Regions from separate parts of the Homo sapiens genome. Here region 2 is linked to region 1. The links are chromatin loops, found by intact Hi-C in ENCODE. Cell type or tissue: dorsolateral prefrontal cortex. All regions are shown on one strand. Links, peaks and the distances in the headings refer to the core of each region. The heading gives the core; the rest is flanking DNA.

The links. A loop is a pair of places that touch in the nucleus more often than their neighbours do. Peaks named below come from ENCODE experiments on the same cell type or tissue, not always from the same donor. Only the 100,000 strongest peaks of a DNase experiment are listed, where the experiment ranks them.
Region 2: a loop joins it to region 1, with 5 times the contacts of the local background. A loop is called at or near these places in 2 of 110 quality-filtered maps.

The regions. Positions count from the first base shown.
Region 1 is chr6:159,123,932-159,126,723 of GRCh38, reverse strand. No RefSeq gene overlaps it. Among named protein-coding and RNA genes, the nearest start is that of FNDC1, 44 kb to the left of the region's middle. RefSeq lists an enhancer at 1-1,967. In dorsolateral prefrontal cortex, for the core only: CTCF peaks have their summits at 1,342 and 1,542; a DNase peak (open chromatin) is centred at 543; H3K4me3 peaks cover 637 bases; H3K27ac peaks cover 1,672 bases.
Region 2 is chr6:158,751,194-158,754,224 of GRCh38, reverse strand. It overlaps SYTL3 (synaptotagmin like 3), which reads right to left. Exons shown (of 18, transcript NM_001242394.2): 13 at 2,195-2,297. Among named protein-coding and RNA genes, the nearest start is that of MIR3918, 12 kb to the left of the region's middle. In dorsolateral prefrontal cortex, for the core only: a CTCF peak has its summit at 1,460; a DNase peak (open chromatin) is centred at 1,454; H3K4me3 peaks cover 893 bases; H3K27ac peaks cover 330 bases.

The DNA of each region.
Region 1 (2,792 bases), core at 14-2,513:
TCCCAGGGGTGATTCAGGGACTTAGTCTTGGACCAGACCCCCCTCCACACCTGCCCAGCTCCAGACCCATCTCTTGAATTGAGGGCATCTGCGCTGGACCCAGTGGGTCACTCTGGCAGCTTCATCTGAGCCAAAGATGTGGGTGCCTCCATGGCTGTGTGATTTACCTGTAAGGAAAGCAGTGTTTTACTCAGAGGAGAAGCAAAATCATTTTCCCTGGTCTCAGTGCTACATTATCACTCAGCAATTTGAGGAAATCCTCCGGTTTTCCTATACGAGGAAGCACGCTGCATTGAAGAAAAAAAAAGAGTTGGTTAAACTGAGACCCCAGTATCTGTGAATATGCTCATGGTGCTGCTGCCTGGAACACAGATGCCAAGCAGGGAGACTCATGGCTGTCTGAGCAGCAGCTGACTGTCCATCTCGTGCTAGGCAGAGCCCCTGGACAAGTGGACATAAGACCGGTATTGATTGGCCAGGGCCACGGGGGCTGGGTGTCTTCCAGTCTGCCTGGGACAGCGAAAGCAGCTGTACAGACAGCAACAGTGGGAGGGCTTGCTGGGATGGATGGGGACAGCAGACAGCTTGTCTCCTGTTCAATATCCCCACTGCACTTGGCCTCCTGACATGTCATCAGGAGCCCTGGCAGGGGCTGCTCTGAGCAATAATGTTGGCCCAGAGCAGCTTCCCACATGACCACAGAACCAGCGGTCTGCCCTGTCCTAGGTTAGGTCATCATGGTTTAGAATAAAACAATGAGGCACATTTATTATGGGCATTGAAGGCTTAAGGTTTTCCTTAATTTCCTAATTTTTAGTCAACAGTGATTAGCCTTCATTATGTGTGCCAAGTGGGATTTTAAGGCAGGGGAAATGTAAGATAACTATTGCCATTCAGAGGAGAGTTTTACTGATGTTTCTTTCTTCCTATGTATTTTATGGTATTCATTTTAACCACATTTCATCCAAAAAGTTGATGCAGCTTTAAGATGAATGTTACATTTTACTTTCAAGGAATTATTACTTGTGTTCTCTTTGTAAAGGAAAAATAATATTGTACTTTTATTAAATAATGTACAGATGTTCTCTGTATTTTTGAATCATGATATGGATTATGGATATATTGCTTAACAAATTTTTTTTGGAGCAAAATAAAAAGAGGAGACATTTGTGCTCTGGAATGTTCTTCCCTGTTCAGCAATAGTTTCCCTCCTAGTACTAATTTTTGGTGGTGCTATTAATTTTCATAATTTTCTGCGTCACCATGAGTATTTCCATGGCACCGAGGGAAAACCACATCAGGCTGACTGTCAGATGCCACTTTCCTGCCATTCACCTAAACAGTCCTTCATTTAAATGCCTGCAATAGCAGCACGAATAGAAAAATCATTAAAGAAGAAATACATACATCTGGTTAACAAACATTTGTATAATGTTCGATCTTACAATAATGTTTATAGAAGCAAGTTATAAGGTAAAAAATTTTCCCCTATCAAATTAATAAAGATTTTTAAATATGAGCACCCCCTCTGCTGGCGAGCACAGGGCAAGTGGGCACACTTAAACAACACTAGATGGGGAATGAATAGGTGCAATCCTTTTGTAGTGGTAACATGCATAAATAGGTTTCAAATCATCAGAAGCTTTAGTACAGAAATACACTTCTAGTAATTTGTTCTAAGCTAATAATCCTAAATATTATAAAAGTACCTACAAACATATTTATTATAGCATTGTTTATGATTGTTAAAAATATGAAACCATCTAATTCCTTAAAATTATGTGGGCAGATTAAATTACAGTGCATCCATAACATTAAAAAATACATAATAACAAAACCATAAAAAACTTGTGATGAATATGGAAATGTGTATGCTATTTTATCTTAACTGAAAAAAACCAGGAAACAAAATTGTGTCTTTAAAAGAATCACAACTATGTAAAAATGCATTGAAAAGGATCAGACAAGAAATATACCAAAATATGACCAGCATTTATCTATCTGCCTCTATTTTTCTACATTTTTCAAATATTCTCTACTAATCATAGTTAATTTTTATAATGTAAATATAAAACATTCTATTTAAATATAAATAAATTATGTAGCAAATTATACTTTTGATAATATAGATAAGTATCTGTTTACTTTTTATAATAATGTCTACTCAAAGTGATAATACCGAAGATTAATTTTAGAGTCAAAAATAGAAATAAGACAACAGATAAGAATACCCCTTCAGGAAACATGGAACAGAAGAAACATCTTCAAAAACATAATTTTAAAGTAATTGTGAGTGTCCTGCATCCTGGGGAGTGGGCTGAGGAGAGGAGATTTCCTTGCCATTATTACCAAACTCTGCATGTTTGTAAAAAATGATTAACCGCCCTCTGAGTAAATGCTATCTGTAGGTTATGCCATTTTCTGTTTAAATGCATAAAGAAAGGTTTTTATTTTGTCTTCTAGAAGTTCTTTAGCAGAAAATTAATTATATGAACTACATACATTAAAAAGTTTTTAGTCAAATATTGTAGAAATCAGCCTGATATGGTTTGGCTGTGTCCACCCCCCAGATCTCATCTTGAACTGTAGCTCCCACAATTCCCACATGTTGTGTGAGGGAGCCGGTGGGAGGTAACTGAATCATGGAGAGGGTCTTTCCTGTGTTATTCTCATGATAGTGAATAAGTCTCATGAGATCCGATGGTTTTATAAAGGGAGTTTCCCTGCACAAGCTCTTTTCTCTTGCCTGCTGCCATGTGAGACATGTCTTTCACTTTCCACCATGATTGTGA
Region 2 (3,031 bases), core at 307-2,806, 370 kb after region 1:
GCCAAGAAGTACTCTGCTCAGAAAAATTTGAGGATCAATTTCTAGATCCTCGCATTTGATGTGCACTTCTCTCAAAACTGGCTGGAGACAGTTCTCACAGCCTCATCCACCTGAATCGTACTCTGATGGCTCACCTCAGGTCGCACAAAGCCTGGGTGCTGCACAAAGGTGTGATTGTGATTGGAAATACTGGCTTCTAGCGAGACTTTTAATGCTGGATCGGCCTCCCCGGCTTCCCATCCTTCGCATCTTATGCATATTTCTATTAAGGATGAGGCTGGCCGGTGTTGGGTTATTTTGCATTTAGGATCAATTAGAGATGCCGATTATTTTAATTGTAACTGGAAAGTTTCCCAGGACTATAAAATATTCACAATATACTAGATAAGACCCATGGATAAAAATTTTAAGTGATATCTTTGAGATTCTGTGTACATTTTAAGGTAGGTAACCTTTTAACTCCAATTATATAACTACATTTTTTTTTTTTTTTTTGAGACGGAGTCTCGCTCTGTCACCCAGGCTGGAGTGTAGTGGCGCTATCTCGGCTCACTGCAAGCTCTGCCTCCCGGGTTCACGCCATTCTCCTGCCTCAGTCTCCCAAGTAGCTGGGACTACAGGCGCCCGCCACCACGCCCGGCTAATTTTTTGTATTTTTAGTAGAGACGGGGTTTCACCATGTTAGCCAGGATGGTCTCGATCTCCTGACCTCATGATCCACCCGCCTCAGCCTCCCAAGGTGCTGGGATTACAGGCGTGAGCCACCGCGCCCGGCCCAGAATCTGCATTTTAAAAAAATCCCCAGTTCTAAGTACAGGGGCATCTTAGAAAATAAGAAATTTAGGCCTGGCGTGGTGGCTCAAGCCTGTAATCTCAGCATTTGGGAGGCCGGGGTGGGCAGATTACCTGGGGTCAGGAGTTCAAGACCAGCCTGGTCAACATGGTGAAACCCCATCTGTACTAAAAACACAAAAAATTTGCTGGCCATCGTGGTGGGTACCTTTAATCCCAGCTACTCAGGAGGCTGAGGCAGGAGAATCGCTTGAACCTGGGAGGTGGAGGTTGCAGTGAGCCAAGATCATGTCACTGCACTCCAGCCTGGGCGACCAAGAGTGAAACTCCATCTCAAAAAAAAAAAAAAAAAAAAGAAAAGAAGAAATGTTTTAAAAATGTAAATCCCCATGGGATTTTACGCACACAAATTTTGAGAACTGCCAGTCCTTTGTGGCTTTGAGCTGTATTTCTAAGGACTCTCTAGGTCTCAGTTTCCCCGTGGGTAAATGAGGATTCTAATAATTACCCCAGGCTGTATATAAAGCACTTGGCCACAGTAGGGACCCAGGAAACAAGGGCTATTATTATTTAATGAACTCAGGGCTCTGTGCCAGCTGCCCAGATGGCCCCTGGCTGGCAGCTCACAGACACCCCCTACTTGCCAAGAAAGGCAAACAAAGCCCTCTCCTGTCATAGGCATGAGACGAGGGGACCTCTGGCTGCCCAGCCCCGGCAGGGTAGCCTCTGCAGCTCTGGGCTACCCCCCTCACCCTGCACCAAGATTGGGGCCACCACAGCCAGCTCTCTGCAGATACCAGACCTCAGCTGCAGCCTTCCACCCGACATCAGAGCGCATGGCCCCATCTCTGCCCTCAACCATCAATCACATTTCCTAGTATCATAGAAAGTGAAAACCCAAACAATTCCTTTGTAAGATTTTTCATAAAAGGATTCATTTAAAAAAAATAAAATTAGAAGAAACCTGAGTTTGTCAGAAATACAATAAAGGGGCACTTTTACAAAGACAGTAACTCAGGAGTTTAATTTTCAGGGCACTCTGTCTGAGAGCACCTCTTTGACAGAAACATTCACTAAGACAAACTAATGTTTAAAATTATCCTGTGCCCCGGTGTTAGCCCGAGACAAAGAGGCAGCCAGGTTCTTTTTCACCATCTTCTCAGAAATCATTAATCAAAAGCCATTCCTGAGTCTGGCAGACTCTGCACTTTTCCTGTACAAAGGCTGACATTTATTTTCTACCAACTTAACACTGATTGACAGAGCTGCGAAGAAACATATAGGTGTCTGTATTATATCTAACTGAGTCAAGAGTTTGAAAGCACCATCCACTGGACTCTGCCCCAGGCGCTCCACCCGGGCTCGGGAGGACTCTGCACAGGAATATCTGTCCAGCAAGTACCTTCAAGGTCTCCTGAAAGGTCGGGTCCACGGTGTTCCTTTGGACTCCAGTCTTGCGCTTTCCCTGGGAGGATCTGTCGGGCAACAGGTAGGTCTTCACATACCTAGGGGCCAAACACAGCGGGGACAGAGTGAGAACTCAGGGAAAGGGGTGGATAAAGAGTTTGGGGGCAGCAGAGAACCCACATGCCAGCGTTTTCTTTACCAGGCTTCCTGCTGGAATTTTTGGGTTGATAGAAAGGACTTAATAGCCTAATAGTGAGCAACGTTAGTGCTGGGTGGGCAGCTTCTGATCCATGCAGTCTATGGTCAAATGCTAGCCACATAACCCTCTGGAATATTCCTGGGGGTGTGAAGCTCGTCCTGCCTTCCTCAGGCCCTACTCCATTTGGCGAAGACCATGGAACTAGAGATTCTCTCGCCTGCCTGGATGTCAAGGCCATGAGCCGGATTCCCGTCCCTTCTGCCACCCACCACCTGCAAAAGAAAAAAAAGTGGAAGTAGAAAGCATATGCCTCGCACTGTGCTGTTTCCTTGCAGGGGCCTCAAAGACTCTGCTCCTCCCAACCGCTGAGAAGTGGGATTCTGCTGAGTCTAGAGGTCGCACGCAGCATGACAGATGTCTCCATCTGCACTCACCCAGCCCCTGAAATCCAGGCGGAGAGGAAGACATGTCCTGTCCTGTTCTAGGCTGACCCCTCCATACAGGCCCCTACGCTGCCCTTCATGGCTCCTCTGGCAGCCCCAGTGATGGCAATGACCCCCCAACCAGCAGCAGCCCAAGCCCCCTCTCCACAGGCTAGAAACAGGCTCTACTTTCCAAAGTAAAAAATCACAG